2 separate regions of the Homo sapiens genome follow, and region 2 is linked to region 1. Evidence: read pairs that join two places in POLR2A ChIA-PET (ENCODE). Cell type or tissue: OCI-LY7. All regions are shown on one strand.

Region 1 (8,000 bases):
AGAGGAGGGCTTCTTAATACCTGGCAAGATATCAGCAGTAAGGCTGCCTGTGACTGGAAATCCTGCCAGGCTCCTCTCTTGCAGCCTGGGGTCCCAATCACTCACGTGTATGAGCTTATGTTCGAGGAACTTGTAACCTCTGTGATATCTGGAAACTGTCACCGTGCTCCCCTGGAAATAGTTACACTTGAGCTTCTTCCCATTTACAGTGACACAGAAAGGCACTACGCATTCTCACTTGCCTGGAAATCGTCATAACTTAAGAAGGTAGAAATCTCAGGCGTGGATTTGATCATATTTCCACCACAAACGTATAAAGCAAACTGTCTCAGCACCACCTGTCTTGCTCTTTCCACCCCTTACAATAGAGAAAACATCCATTTTCCTACAGAAGGCCAATCCCTCACAGATGAGTTCTGGCTCCTGTGGAGCCCCCGTGACTCCTCCAGCTTCTGCCTCTCCCAGTGAGTTCCATATACACATGCTCTAATGTCTTTTGTCCTAAACCCGTCCTTCCCCTGATCTACAAATGGCCTCACTGGCTGACACCACCACCTTTTTTTGCCCCACATCACAGCTTCCCGTCTTGAAGTACAGTGTCTCCAGATCTCCACCTCTTCCTTCCCACCCATGTAGCGTCTCCCCTTCCACGCGATCACTGGGCCTGCTCTGGCCAAGATCTAATGAGATCTCTTTAGCCAAATCCAACAAGTGCCTTTCTCAACCTACTCAACTTCTCAGTGGCTCTCAGCCTGGATGACTGTTCTCTCTTACTTTCGCCCTCTCCTGTGTGGGCTTCCATGACACCCCATTTTCTCTGTTTTCCTCCAACCTCATGGCTGCTCCTTGTCATTCTCCTTGGCTGCCTGTTCATCCCCTTCTTTTCCTCTAAATATTGGCATTCTTAAGGGCCGGGTCTATGCTGTCTTTTTATCTTTCCCCAAATTATGTCATCCTTTACTTTAAATACCATCTCCAGCCAGGTAGGCTGCTGAGGTTCTATCTAGCCCAGTCTTCTGAGCTCCAGACTCATATCCAATTGCTTTTTTCTTTTTTAGATGGAGTCTTGCTGGCGGCTGGAGTGCAGTGGCATGATCTTGGCTCACTGCAACTTCCGCCTCCTGGGTTCAAGCAATTCTCCTGCCTCAGCCTCCTGAGTAGCTGTCACTACAGGCACACACCACCATGTCAGGCTAATTTTTGTATTTTTAGTAGAAGCGAGGTTTCACCATGTTGGTGTCTTGAACTCCCAACATGAGATAATCCTCCTGCCTCAGCCTCCCAAAGTGCTGGGATTACAGCCGTGAGCCACCGCGCCCAGCCGCCCAATTGCCGTCTTCATTTTTCAAACTGAACTGTCAAATAACACCCCTTATCCACTAAAAAGAACTTTCCTTTTTGGCCTGTATTATTTCTCATCTTAGAATATAAGTACGATATGCATCCATTCAGTTTCTTAGGCCAGAATTCTACTTTGGAGTCATTTTTGATTCTTCCTTTTCACACTCTTCACTCCAGTCCATCAGCAACTCCTGCTGGCTACCTGACATATAGTAGATGATCCACAACTGTATGTTGGATGAATGAATGCATGTGCCTAATAGAGAAGGGGACTCAATCTAGAATCAGGTTCACTCATTTAAAATCAAGCAGGCCGGGTGCGGTGGCTCAACACCTGTAATCCCAGAACTTTGGGAGGCCGAAGCAGGTGGATTACTTGATGTCAGGAGTTTGAGACCAGCCTGGCCGACATGGCGAAACCCTATACAAAAATTAGCCAGGGGTGGTGGCACATGCCTGTAATCCCAGCTACTTGGGAGGCTGAGGCAGGAAAATCACTTGAACCTAGGAGGCGGAGGTTGTAGTGAGCCAAGATCATGCCACTGCACTCCAGCCTGAGCAAAATAGTGTGACTCTGTCTCAAAAATAAAATAAAATCAAACCGAGGAGGGAATCAGGGCTCTGCACATAGAACATGCAGAATATCTGTAAGTCCCTTTATTTCCTTAACGAGCCATAGTGACAGGCACTCGGTTCCATCCTTAAGCATATACAGTTTTACCTCATTAGGCCTCCTTTTAGGCAGTCGGTAGTCACAGCAACGTTAAAATTCACAGGCGTGACACAAGTCCTCTCATTACTGGATAATCAAACCACATGATATGACCAAAAAGCCAAAATACAGGATAATTCAAGTCCTTACTCCTTCTCTTCTTTAGATACACATACATTTACCACACACACACACACACACAAACACGGAAACACACGATAGGAATCCCTCATCTTGTACTCTTCTAGTCTAGTCTGTACTAGTCTCTTTACTCCCAAGAAACAACAATTTTGTCTTTGAAATATGAATGATGCACACCTCCGTTTCTGAGTGTGGCATGCATCTCATAAAAATGGGCTGGTGAAGAAACTCACCAAGTCTGAAGGATCAGCAGTGAGTTCCACTGCAGGGCTTGTATCCCTTCTTGTAAAGAGATCAGCTACTCAGTCAAGCCAAGAGCTCTTCTTCAGCTGTATTCTTCCATCAGTAACATTTAACTTTAGGGACTTGACATCTCATAGCAGTGAAACTCTTTCTCCCAAGCAGCTATTTTTTTCTGTTCTAAAGTCCGTTCCCCCCAAATAGCGAGATGTTGACTCTAAAGTGAAACAAGGCACACTATAGACCTTGACCTTCCCCAGGAATGACTCAAAAGCAGTTTGGTGTTTGGGCCCCCCTTCAAACCTTTCTTCTCTCAGACAACCTTACTATTACCAGCAAGGAAGAGGTCACCCATTTCCTTTCTGCTGTAGCAGCACTGCCCAAAATATGGTCCGTGAAATGCTAGGCCCATGAGCTGCTCCAGAATATGTGGAAACAATACATGCCAGGCATTTCCCCTGCCATATATCATTTGCATACTGGTACTTAATTGGTCAATTCAGCAACTCTTTGTGGCTTCCTCTTGCTTCCTGCCTTCTAGTGATTCAGCTACAGAACTATTTAAATAACAGCAGATAAGTCAACCAATTCATCCTGGGGAGACTTTCCAGTTACTGACCAGTAAGGTGGTTTCCCCCGAGGTCAGCTGTTCCTGAAAGCTGTATGTACTTCCGTCTTTCTCGCTACAGCTGAAACCAATGTCATGAGTCCCCTATCCTTGAGATCAGGGCAGTTGATTCAGTTCAGCCCAAGAGGAATTAAGTAAGAAGGAGATTCCAGGCAACAGTGGATTTCCTTTTCTATAATTTTATACCTTCATTCTTTATTAAAATGCTTTTGTAGCATTAGGATGTGTGTTTGATAAAGATGTTTCTGGCAAAAACCACTTTCTTTTTTTTTTTTTTTTTTGCATATCTGTCCATAGGATAGATCATGGACAGTATTTTATTGTGATTCAGATACCCGTTTCTCTCATTAGGAGTGAGGCTGAGAAGTTTTATATACATTTGGGAGCTTTTTGTGTTTTTCTTTCTGTGAACTGTTCAGGCATACATATACAGAGACTGACTAGCTGTCCTCCAGACCTGTTTCCTTTTCCTTCTGGGGTTTCCCAGCCTCCTGGCAAGTAACTGTGGCTGGTGGACTGAGGCTTGGGCAATGGATGGTGGGCCCGAGTGGCAACTCACCCAAGCATGATTCATAAAAACTTCCTATGAGATCCTCCTACTCTTTCTTCCCCATCTGCTGGAAAGATGTTGACACCCAGAGCAACCTATGAAGCTTTCTTTAAAACCAATGTTTGAGGAAATATAGGCAACTCCACTGTCTTATTCTCCATCCAAATAAAGAAGCAGCTCATGTCTACTAGAGAATCATAGTATCTGAGAACCAGGACAGACCTAAGAGATCATCTAGTCCATCTGTTTCCAAAATTTGTTTTCAGTGATGAATCCTTTTTTATATGAATCCTTAAGCAGAACTGTGATATATGACAGTCAGCATATTTTCTCTGGTTTCAGGTATAACAGGATTGGAACCTGTGGTCTAGACCTACAGCATCCCACTCACTCATCCCAACCAAGGCAGCCCCAAGATGCTAATGGAGACACTTAAGCCCCTGAAGAACAGGCTTAAAGATTATCAATCTGACCCTGAATTTGATAAATATGAAAACTGAGACCCATAAATAGAAATAATTAGTAGTCAGTAAAAATGAGGGGATCAGACCCTCAGTAGACCCACTGAACTTGGGCTTCCTTGACTGTTTTGGTACCCCAGAGATATCCCTCCCAGGGCCTGGGAGGCCCTTTCCTGGCTACCCTGCTGTATGGGTTATGCTGAGCAAGGGAGGCAGTCATAACACATGACCGTTCCCTTACATAGCATAATTATGCTGCTCATTGCAACAAGATATTTGACAAAGAATATGGCCTCTTTCAATGGGTGTTTCAGTATGTGTACATTTTTTAAAGTGTCAATTATCTTTTCCCTCCTCTCATCACAAGCAGAATATCTCAGGAGTATATCCTTGCCGGTACCTGTGCTGGTGGAGGACACCAGCAGCAGCAGTGAGTACGGCTCAGTTTCACCCGACACGGAGTTGAAAGTGGACCCCTTCTCTTTCAAAACAAGAGCCAAGTCCTGCGGAGAAAGAGATGTCAAGGGAATTCGGACACTCTTTTTGGGGTAAAGACCTGACTTACTTGGGGTGAGAGAAGTGTGTTGTTAAGTGTGTCATTTTATAAAGGGAACTGTGATTTATGCTGCATAAATTTTCTCAGCATTCCAGATGAGAATTTTGAAGATCACAGTGCTCCTCCTTCCCCTGAAGAAAAAGATTCTGGATTCTTCATGCTGAGGAAGGACAGTGAGAGGCGAGCTACCCTTCACAGGATCCTGACGGAAGACCAAGACAAAATTGTGAGAAACCTAATGGAATCTTTAGCTCAGGTAAATCCTCTCCCAGGTGCTTCATTTCCCAAAGGTTACATATTTTATCTGTGTCCTAACCGCCTGCAGCTGTCACAGATGATGTGAAAGGCAAGAGGAACCTGTAGTGATCATCATGATAAACCTACCCCACAGGAAAAAAGAAGGCAAACCCTATGGTAGGGAATATATTAATATGAAAATAGGGAAATGATTTTTTCATTGCATTTTTGAACATAAGCTATTTTTAAGTCAGAAGCAAATTTTTCACATTGGTGACATTCCAAATAGCCCCTACAAGCCTCTTTTACTCTTCATTCATTTGTTTATTCATTCCATCAATAAACACACATTAAGCCATGTGAGTTGCTAATTCTGACATTAGCATGAGGCTACCTGCCAGTCGCTCCTCTCAGCATTTGGGAAACATCAGCAAATACAACAGAACCCCTGAGCTTGTAAGGTTATATTTAAAAGGAGGGTGAAGGGCAAAGGGAAGTAAATTGTAGTGAGTCTTCACTTAATGTAGTTGATAAGTCCTTGGAAACTGTGACTGAAGCAAAATTACATATAACCAAACCAGTTTTGCCGTAGACTAATTGACATAAACAAGAGTTAAGTTCCTATGGCATATTTCTGGTCACAAAAACATGACCAAACTCCTAAATAAAGACTAAAACACTTCTAATATTCTACATTGAAATAAATGTGAACTCTATATACATTTAAGAAAGATGAATAAAAACAAGATAACTATCTACCCAGTTCAAGGCCATGGGTGGCCAGAGCCTATTCTGGCAGCTCAGTACCAGGCGGGCACCCGCCCTGGAAAGGACACTATTCCACTGCAGGGTACATACACACACACACCCACACTGAGACCACGTAGACACACAAATGAACCTAACGTGCACATCCTTGGGATGCGGAGGAAACTATATGTATTAGTCTGTTCTCATGCTACTAATAAAGACATACCTGAGACTGGGTAATTTATAAAGGAAAGAAGTTTAACTGATTCACAGTTCCACATGGCTGGGGAGGCCTCACAATCATGGTGGAAGGTGAATGAGGAGCAAAGTCACATCTTACGTGGCGGCAGGCAAGAGAGCTTGTGCAGGGGAATTCCCATTTGTAAAACCATCAGATCTCATGAGACTTATTCACTATCATGAGAACATCACAGGAAAGACCCACCCCCATGATTCAGTTACCTCCCACTTGGTCCCTCCCATGACACATGGGGATTATGGGAGCTACAATTCAAGATGAGATTTGGGTGGGGACACAGCCAAACCATATCACCAGAGTACCCCAGGTAAGGCCACACAGACATTGAGAAAATGTGCAAATTTGCCAGGTGTGATGGCTCATGCCTGTAATCCCAGCACTTTGGGAGGCTGAGGCGGGTGGATCACGAGGTCAGGAGATCGAGACCATCCTGGCTAACACGGTGAAACCCCATCTCTACTAAAAATACAAAAAATTAGCCAGGCGTGATGGCGGGCGCCTGTAGTCCCAGCTACGTGGGAGTCTGAGGCAGGAGAATGGCGTGAACCCTGGAGGCGGAGCTTGCAGTGAGCTGAGATCGCGCCACTGCACTCCAGCCTGGGCGACAGAGGGAGACTCTGTCTCAAAAAAAAAAAAAAGAAAAAGAAAAGAAAATGTGCAAACTCCACACAGACAGTGGCCCCTACCAGGAATCAATTCTTTTTTTTCTCATCAAGGTTAGAAGGAAACAACATTGGGCAAAACAGTGTTATTTGAGGATCTGCTGTATGTAATAGTTTAGAAGGCCATATGTACTCTGAAGAAAACAAAAGCTTGTCAGTGAACCTATCATTCCTTGGTATAATAGTTTGCTAGGGCTGTGTTTTAGTCCATTTTCTGTTGCTATAATAGAATACATGAGACTCAGTAATTTATAAAGAAAAGAGGTTTATTTGGGCTCATGGTTCTGGAGGCTAGGAAGTCCAAGATCCAGTGGCCCATCTGCATCTGGTGAGGGCCTCATGCTGCTTCAACTCGTGGTAGAAAGTAGAAAGGCAGTGGGGCTTGAGTGGAAAAAAGAGAGAGACAAGGAGAGCCAACTGGCTTTATGACATCTTGCTTTCCTGAGAACTAACCCAGTCTGTTGAGAACTACATTAACTGCATTAATCCCTTCATGAGCCTCATGACCCAAATGCCTCTTTAAAGACTCTGCCACCTCTCAGTATCATTACATTGGCTATTAAAGTTCAACATGAATTTTGACAGGACAAATCACATCCAAACCAGGGCAAGCAACCATAACAAACTGTCACATACTGGGTGGCTTACACAACAGAAATGTATTTTCTCACAGTTCTGGAGGCTGAAAGTCCAGGATCAAGGGGTTGGCAGGTTTGGTTTCTCCTGAGGCCTATCTGCTTAGCTTGCAGATGGCCACCTTCTTATTATCATGTGCTCATATGGCCTTTTCTGGTGCACTTGCAGCCCTGGTGTCTCTTCCTCTTCTGATACGGACACCAGAAACATCAGTTCAATTGGATTAGGGCCCCACCCTTACGACCTCACTTAGTCCTAATTATCCCTTTTGAGGCCCTGTCTCCAAATATATCCCATTGAGTGTTAGGGCTTCAACATACGAATTTGGAGGACACAGAACCATAATACCTGGGAAAATGTGTTCCCTGGAATTCTGTGTACAAACACAAGGAAGAATCCCCTTCCCAAATATGCACCAGGAGAAAAATGGATTTCCCTCAGCCCCAAGCTTCTTGTGGATACAACCTCCCACAGACACACTCAGTCCCTGGTATGACACTTCTCATCCTCTTTTAGTTCAATGGGTACTGGGAACTCATCTACCTGCCTCCCTTGCCGTGGCCTCTACCTGTCCTTCATGATCACTGTGGACTACTGCACATAGCTTCTTCCCTCCCTGTGTCCTGAGGAAATAGCTGCAAAAAAAGGTTGGGGCTAGAGGAGTCTAGCCAAGTTTTTAAAGTCTCTCAGTACAACAGTTTACCTGTTCTCATCTTTTATTGAGATGTAAATGGAGCAAAGCTCTCTCTTGGCTCTTAGTAAACAATCTCAGCCTGTCTCTGCCTTGAGAAACTCACTGTGCTTCTTTGCTAAACATTTTATCGCCT
Region 2 (8,000 bases), 250 kb before region 1:
CAATGATAGACTGGATCAAGAAAATGTGGCACATATACACCATGGAATACTATGCAGCCATAAAAAAGGATGAGTTCATGTCCTTTGTAGGGACATGGACAAAGCTGGAAACCATCATTCTGAGCAAACTATTCCAAGGACAGAAAACCAAACACCGCATGTTCTCACTCATAGGTGGGAAGTGAACAATGAGAACACTTGGACACAGGATGGGGAACATCACACACCGGGGCCTGTCATGGGGTGGGGGAAGGGGGGAGAGATAGCATTAGGAGATATATCCAATGTAAATGATGAGTTAATGGGTGCAGCACACCAACATGGCACACATGCACACACATGTAACAAACCCGCACGTTGTGCACATGTACCCTAGAACTTAAAGTATAATAATAAAAATAAAAAAATAAAAATAAAAAAAGAAGTAAAGTCTTAAGAACACAAAAGAATAGTAATATTCTCCTGTTTTCTCTCTGAAGCTAAGGTACACAGCGCCACCTAATGGTAAAAACAAGGCCACCATTCACTACAAGTAAGGCTTTTGGTAAATACAGAATAATTTACCTGAGGCTGAAGCAAAACAACCAGGGATGTGGGGAGACCAGATTGTGCTATAAATAATACTTTCATGGCCTCTAAAGGTGCACAGAGACTTTCCAACAGTTGGATCCCACTACAAATAAATGAATAGATCAATTACTTGAGGGATAAATTCAAATTTATGCTTTTACATATACTACATACACCAATAAACTATATACATTTATATATATGCATACAATATATATACAGATCTCAAGGATTTTTAAAGATCTGTTTTGATATAAAGCAAGACTGTATTTAAGGGCCAAACTAATGCTGAGCTAACTATTAGTTCACAGCCAAAAGATTAGAAAATTTTAAGTTCTAATAAGTGTTTTAATTTTTTTTTTAAAAGAAAGCTCAGCTGTCGAATCATAGAGCTACAGAAGTATGTTGGAAAAAGAGAAGAAAATTTAGTGGAAGCTCTAGAGAAGGGAATATTCGTTTTTGAATACAATAATGCTAACATACCAATTTGACAGTTTGATCCCATGAGCCAGACACCACAAGCTGTTCACCTCTGGTTTGGCTCCAATCAACACTATACACCTAAAAACATTGAAAAGTGTTTAGAAAGCAAAAGACCATCAAGTTCAACATTGCATTTTATCTCTTGTTACATAACAATGAGAGGCAGAACAACTAATTTACTATGTCAAAACATCAAATAATTCCTATCCATCTCAACAAGGTGTCTGAGAAATGAAAAGTTGATCTTGTCCATTCCTCCAGACTTATTCCTTACAGATAAGACTCCATTCTGCTTTCACAGAATTCTACAGTATACTTCCAAACCTTCTTCACTAAAACAAATTATACATATTTTAAAACCTACCAACAAATCACTGTTTGCAGCCCCACGAAGAAATGTCAAAGCAGATTAGAAAGTTAGTCATCTAAAAAAGCTTGCTGGGTCAATGTTTATTGGAAAGCATTAAAATTCAATTAATATCCCTATCTGGCCTTTCTTAGAAAAAGCTTGCAGGAACCAGGTGATCCTTCCAGATCTCTTGGTAAACAGTTTTAGTTATCCAATGCTGCTATTCTAAAGTATATGCTTCACTGCTCTCAGTGAACCATTTCAAATGAACTACTTGAAAACTTTTGGAAATGTTTTCATTCTTTCATTTTATACAACAGATTATACACAGATCACTGCTGTAAACTAAGTTCAACAAAATATGTGCATAATTATACTTTATGAAATTAGTCCTGACAAGGACCTGAGTATATGCCATTGGTATATCACATTGGTGATCAGCCAGCAGGTTACTTTGAATCTTACTACTCTCTCCCACATATACGTAGGAAGTATGAGTATCTGGGCTTAAGCCGCTTACATGTGGGTTACTTTCTCTCTGCTGCCCAGTACTATATTGAGCCATGTTGGAGGCTGAGGAAAAAAAACATCAGTAATACTGATCCCGTCACTTATAGGTGGAATCTAAAAAAGTCAAACTTAGAGAAACATACAGTAGAGTAGTGTTTGCCAGGGGCTGGGGGTGGGGGAAATGGGGATATGTTGGTCAAAGGATACAAACTTTTAGTTATAAGATGAATAATTTCTAGAGATTCAATGTACACCATGGTAACTATTATAAATAATAATGTATTACTGAATACTTGAAATTTGCTGAGAGTAGATCTGAAATGTTCTTATCTCACACACAAGAAAATGGTAACCATTCAAGTGATGGATATGTTAATTAGCTTGACTGTAGGAATCATTACTCAAGATATATTTAGATCAAAACCCTAAGCTGTACAACTTAGATTTTTCTTTTTTTTTTTCCAAAACAGGGTCTTGCGCAGTCGCCCAGGCTGGAGTGCAGTGGGCACAATCTCAGCTCACTGCAGCGATGACCTCCTGGGCTCAAGCGGTCCTCCCACACCTCAGCCTCCTAAGTAGCTGGAGTCACGCTTGCGTGCCACCACACCCAGCTAATTTTTTTCTTATTTTCTGTAGAGACAGTGTCTCACCATGTTCCCCAGGCTGGTCTCAAACTCCTAGGCTCAAGCAGTCCTACCGCCTCAGCCTCCCAAAGTGCTAGGTTTACAGGCATGAGCCACCGTGCCCAGCCTACAAATTTTTATTTGCCAATCATAATAAACCTGGAAAAAAGTTTAATAAAATTAATATTAAGCTTCAAAAAAAGTAAAATATCGATATTTTGTTCATAATGGGTTTTTTGCATTAATTTTTATTTTTAAAAACATTAACAAATTATCTTGATTATCAAGTTTTTTGGGGCCCCCTTAAATTGTGTACCTAGAGTGAGTGCCTCACACATTCTACCCTAGTCCTGGCCCTGCCTCTGCCCATATTCACGCAAAAGACAGAAGAGTAGTTGGAACACTAAAGGAAGCACAATCCAGCAACAGACAGCAGCTATAAAAGGAATAGAAGGGCCAGTGAAAACCAAAGAGCTGCTGTGGCCATCTGTTAGTTATGGATAGAAAAAAGGCTGGTTTGGAAGCAATCACTGAAGATCTTGAGAGCTAAAGAGTTTGATTTTATCCTCTAAATTTCGCCTACAAAGGACCATATAGTAAATGGTAAGTTTCTTCAAAAAAGGTACATTTCTTCTATAAAGGGCCATATGGTAAATACTTTAGATTTTACAGGCTATTTGGTCACTGTCACAACTACTAAACCCAGCTCTTATAGCACACACCAAGCAGCCATAGTCAATACCGAATGAATGCGCATGGCTTGATTCCAAAAAAACTTTATTTGTAAATCTAACTGCAGGCCAGATTTGGTCCTGGTCCACATGACGTAGTTTGCCAACCCCTGCTCTAGGCTGATGTAAACAGTCAAAAATAAAAATAGCAAACCTTTATTGAACACTCTGAGTGTCAGATCCTGTTCATAAGCACTTTATGTATTTTATTTCATTTAATCTTCATTTATATGAAGTAGATACTATATCAAGGCCCAGAGAGGTTAAGTAACTTGTCCAGAGTCCCAAAGCTAGTAAGGTGCAGATATGAAATCTGAACGTGGGCAGCCTAATTGCAGAGTCCACTTTTAATCGCAATGTGAGGCTATCTGTACAGCATGCTACTTGAGGGCACTGTTGAATCAGAACTTCTTGGCTACCTTAAGCCATGATATCAAGGAACTAAAGCTCTACCCCTGCTGGTTTCACCCTTTACTGGAGCTACATTTGGGCCTAGATTGATTCCACTGTGTTTTCATGAATTACCTATACACAGATCTTAAAGCCCCTCTCCACTTGTGAATTTCCATTTATCCATCAAGACGTGCCCCATTACATCCCTTACGAAATAAGCCTCCCCTGATAAGTCCTTCAATGAGTCATATGCTGCCTTCAACAGCAGCTCACACCTACTTCTAACTCAGCATTTACCATATTTTATTTACTAAAAAGAATGTTACATAACTCACATACCTGCTAGATTTTGGAGACTCCTAATGAGCAAAACATCTTGTACATCTATGTTCATCACAGTAAAATAGGCACTCAAACATTGGTTAAAATAATTTAACCAATTAAATTTTTCTTTACAACCTGAATCACTGCTAGGTAGGTACAGAGAACTACTAAGTAAATACTCATCATCAGCTCAGACTCCACTGCCTCCACACATTTCCAGTGTGATGCAGCAGGTGACACCTTATGACTACTCACCTTCTAAAACTGCAGGAGCCTCCACCGGCTCAAGAGAATCCAGCCTGAATCAACATCAAAGATAGAAGGTAAGAAAACCATGCTGATGGCATTGTTGCTGTCAGCTGTCTTCTGTTGCACAACCAAGTAGCAAGCATTAGGTCTCTATGACAGAGCTAAAGATAGGACACACATGGTGGTGAAGTTAAAAATGGGATCATAAAGAAGGAAATAGGCTGAGTGTGGTGGCTCACGCCTGTAATCCCAGCACTTTGGGAGGCCAAGGCGGGCAGGTCACTTGAGGCCAGGAGTTCAAGACCAGCCTGGCCAACATGGTGAAACCCCGTCTCTACTAAACATATAAAATTTAGCCAGGTGTGATGGCAGGCACCTGCAGTCTCAGCTACTCAGGAGGCTGAGGCAGGAGAATCGCTCCCAGGAGGTGGAGGTTGTAGTGAGCCAAGATTGTGCCACTGCACTTTAAGCTGGGTGACAGAGTGAGAACCTGTCTCAAAAAAAAAAAAAAGAAAAAGAAAAGAAAGGCAACTCAATACTATGTTTAAAATATTAGGACATGGGAAAGGAACTAACAGATCAGGAGACTGTGTGGGTTTTTTTTTTTAATTTAAAAAAAGAGTAATTACACCAGGCACGGTGGCTCATGCCTGTAATCCCAGCACTTTGGGAGGCCGAGGCAGGAGGACCGCTTGAGGCCACGAGTTCGAGACCAGCCTGGAAAATATGGCGAGACCCCCGTCTCTATAAAAAATTTTAAAAATTAGCCAGGTGTGGTGACCTATAACAGTAGTCCCAGCTACCCAGGAGGCTGGGGTGGGAGGATGGCTTGAGCCCACAAGGTCAAGGTCAAGACAGCAGTGAGCAGTGATCACGCCACTGCATTCCAGCCTGGGTAGCAGAGAAAGACCTTGTCTCAAAAACAAAACAAAACAAACTATAAACATAAGTACAAAAGGGGTGCTTGGATGGAAATTCAGCTTCGTGCTCAGAAGAGAAAGACTGAGGCAGGGCCCTGAGGGCTGGCTAAAATGTCAATAGGCAAAAAGCAGAGGTGAAACAGTAACCAGAAAACTTCCTCAAACACATAAATGGGAATATACAGCACCCTAGGGATCGGGGGTAGTGAACACTGCAAGATAACACCAAGGTTTTGTGCCTGAGGACTGTCAGTGATGGCAGCATTAACAAAAGTGAAAGACTGGAGGAAGGAAAATAATGTAATTTTATATATACTGAGTTTGAGGTGACAGCAAGACAGGGTTTGGGCATTAACCTCAAGCTCTGAAAAAAGTTCACAGCCAGAGAGATGTTTGAGAAACAGCTGAAAAGGGAAGAATGAATTCCATTATCCCAACTTCAATCAATTCACTCATCTATTCAACAAATATTTATTGAGCACCTACTATGTACTAGGCACGGGGGGAAAGGAGGTTACAATTTTAGATAAGACCAGCCCCCATGGATCTTATATTTTAGCAGCAGCAAACATGCTATAAATAAATGTATAATTTCAAGTTGCAATTTTTTTAAAAACTACAAAGAAAAAGCAGAGTAAGGAGAACAGAAAATAATGACAAGGGCAGGGGGTCACTTCTCAACAAAATGGCCAGGAAAGACCTCTCTGTGCAGAGACTTGAGTGCAGTTAAAGACTGAACTCTGCAGACCCGAGATGAAAGGCTCAGGTTACAGAGAACAGGGAAAGACCTTAACAGGGAACAAGCTTGCCAGATTCAGGGAAGAGCAAGGTTGAATAGCTGGGAGGGATAAGATCCTAAAGGGCTATGGCTAAGAATTTGTCTATGATTTCTCTTAAGAGGTTACAACCATCAACCATAAGTTACCACTTAGATTATAACATCCTTCTAACTGCTCTCCCCATCCATTTTTGTTTACCTCCAATCCATTATCCACACTGCATAAAAAGTAATCTTTAGAAAATACAAATTAAATGTCACTCCCCTGTGCAAAGCCTTTCAGTGGTTTCACACTATATGTAGCTCCAACTTAGCATCTTCGCTCAACATTATGTGAGATTCATCCATGCTGATTCTTACTACCCAAAGGTCAAAATCATGCAAAACTATGCATGACTTAGGGATGCATACATATGTAGTAAAAATAGAAAGAAAAGCAAAAAATATATAAATAGAAAATTCAGGCTAGTGGTTACTCCTGGGAAGAAGCGAGGAAGAAAAAAAAGCAGAGAGAAGAACGATAAGACTAGAAAGGGTAAGCAGGGGACGCTAATGGTATAGGTAATGTTTCATTTCTTAAGCTAGATGGTGAATATGTGTGTTCAATATACCATTTTTACATCTTACATGTATTTTATAATGTATAAAATATTTCATTGATTTTTAAAATCTGCAATGTCTTTCCACTGATCTTGGCACAATGGCCAAAACGCTGACAGCTCTAAGCACACAGGCTCTATCCTCTCTGGTCAAGCATGCTCTTTCATTTGCCTCTAACACTACTACCCTGGCCTCTCCACTTGAATAATTCATTCCAACTTCCCCTTTAGACCAAAGGATGCCCTCCCTGCCCCTTCCCCAGACAAATCCTCCCTTCCCATAACACTGCATACATTCACAGCGCTTACCACATTAGACATTAGACAACCAGAATCCTGCCTCCCCAGACAGTGCAAGGACCCCAGGAGGGTAAGGGCATGCCTAAGGTGTTTTGTCTTCCCAGCTAGCCTGGTACAGTATCTTGCACACAGTAGAGTTAATAAAAGTTTCTGGAATGAATGAAGGAAAAGAGAAACAAATCTGAATGAAAAGCACATCTTCTATTAGTCTCCTCTTCCATCTCTTCCTTATTCCCAACCTCCCCGTCCACACCCACTCAAATAGTGGGCATGGCAAATGGTCAAATTAAATATAAAAAGGAAGAGAGATATGCAGTGCCTGACTTTATGCTTTAAGAGCAGGGTCCTCTAGAGGCCTATCTGATTAAATTACTCTTGGCAGTGGTGAAGAAAATTAACCAGGAAAATGGGAAAAGAAAAAAACCCACCGCACAATGTTTTGTGCTGCTTTATGAAATCTGAACCTCATCAAAACCACAGTTTGAGAGGACAAATTTTATTACTGAAACCAATTCCCAAAGAGCTCATATTTAATCTACTGTAAAGCATTGCCCTTTTTAAGTTGGTCTACTTAATTAAAAATTGTCAAATAAAAAACTATGTCCAGAATTTTTATTATTATCTGTATGAATACAAAGGAAAGGGTCACTGACTTTTAATTACTGAGTGATTAGAAAGGGCTATATATTTCTTTTAAGGTGAAACTTAAATTTTCTCTTTTTTTTCTCTTTTGAGACAGGATCTCACTCTGTTACCCAGGCTGGAGTGCAGTGCCACGAACGAGCACAGCTCACTGCAGCCTCCACCTTCTGGGCTCAATTGATCCTCCCACCTCAACCTCCCGGGTAGCTGGGACCACAGGTGCACACCACAACACCAGCTAATTTTTTAATTTTTTGTAGAGACAGGGTTTTACCATGTTACCCAGGCTGGTCTCTAAATCCTGGGCTCATGTAATCCCCCTGCCTAGGCCTTCCAAAGTGCTGGAATTACATGCATGAGCCACCATACCCAGCCCTGAAACTTAAATTTTCAGGTTTTTTCATTACGGAAATTTTAAAACATGCATAAAAGTAGAGAGAATAGTATAATAAACCCCCAGGCACCCATTACACACCTTCCATAATAATCAACATGTTGCCCATCATGTTTCTTCTGTCCCATTACTGAC

The links. Peaks named below come from ENCODE experiments on the same cell type or tissue, not always from the same donor. Only the 100,000 strongest peaks of a DNase experiment are listed, where the experiment ranks them.
Region 2: POLR2A ChIA-PET joins it to region 1 with 5 read pairs; 3 of 35 experiments call an interaction of 5 or more read pairs at or near these places.

Annotation. Positions count from the first base shown.
Region 1 is chr6:136,589,058-136,597,057 of GRCh38, reverse strand. MAP3K5 (mitogen-activated protein kinase kinase kinase 5) reads left to right here. Exons shown (of 30, transcript NM_005923.4): 22 at 4,444-4,621; 23 at 4,717-4,885. Among named protein-coding and RNA genes, the nearest start is that of MAP3K5-AS1, 36 kb to the left of the region's middle. RefSeq lists an enhancer at 2,410-2,569. In OCI-LY7, no CTCF peak of the experiment used is centred here; a DNase peak (open chromatin) is centred at 3,017.
Region 2 is chr6:136,838,746-136,846,745 of GRCh38, reverse strand. It overlaps PEX7 (peroxisomal biogenesis factor 7), which reads right to left. Exons shown (of 10, transcript NM_000288.4): 4 at 1,054-1,131; 5 at 565-673. Among named protein-coding and RNA genes, the nearest start is that of PEX7, 20 kb to the right of the region's middle. In OCI-LY7, a CTCF peak has its summit at 516 (motif pointing left); a DNase peak (open chromatin) is centred at 515.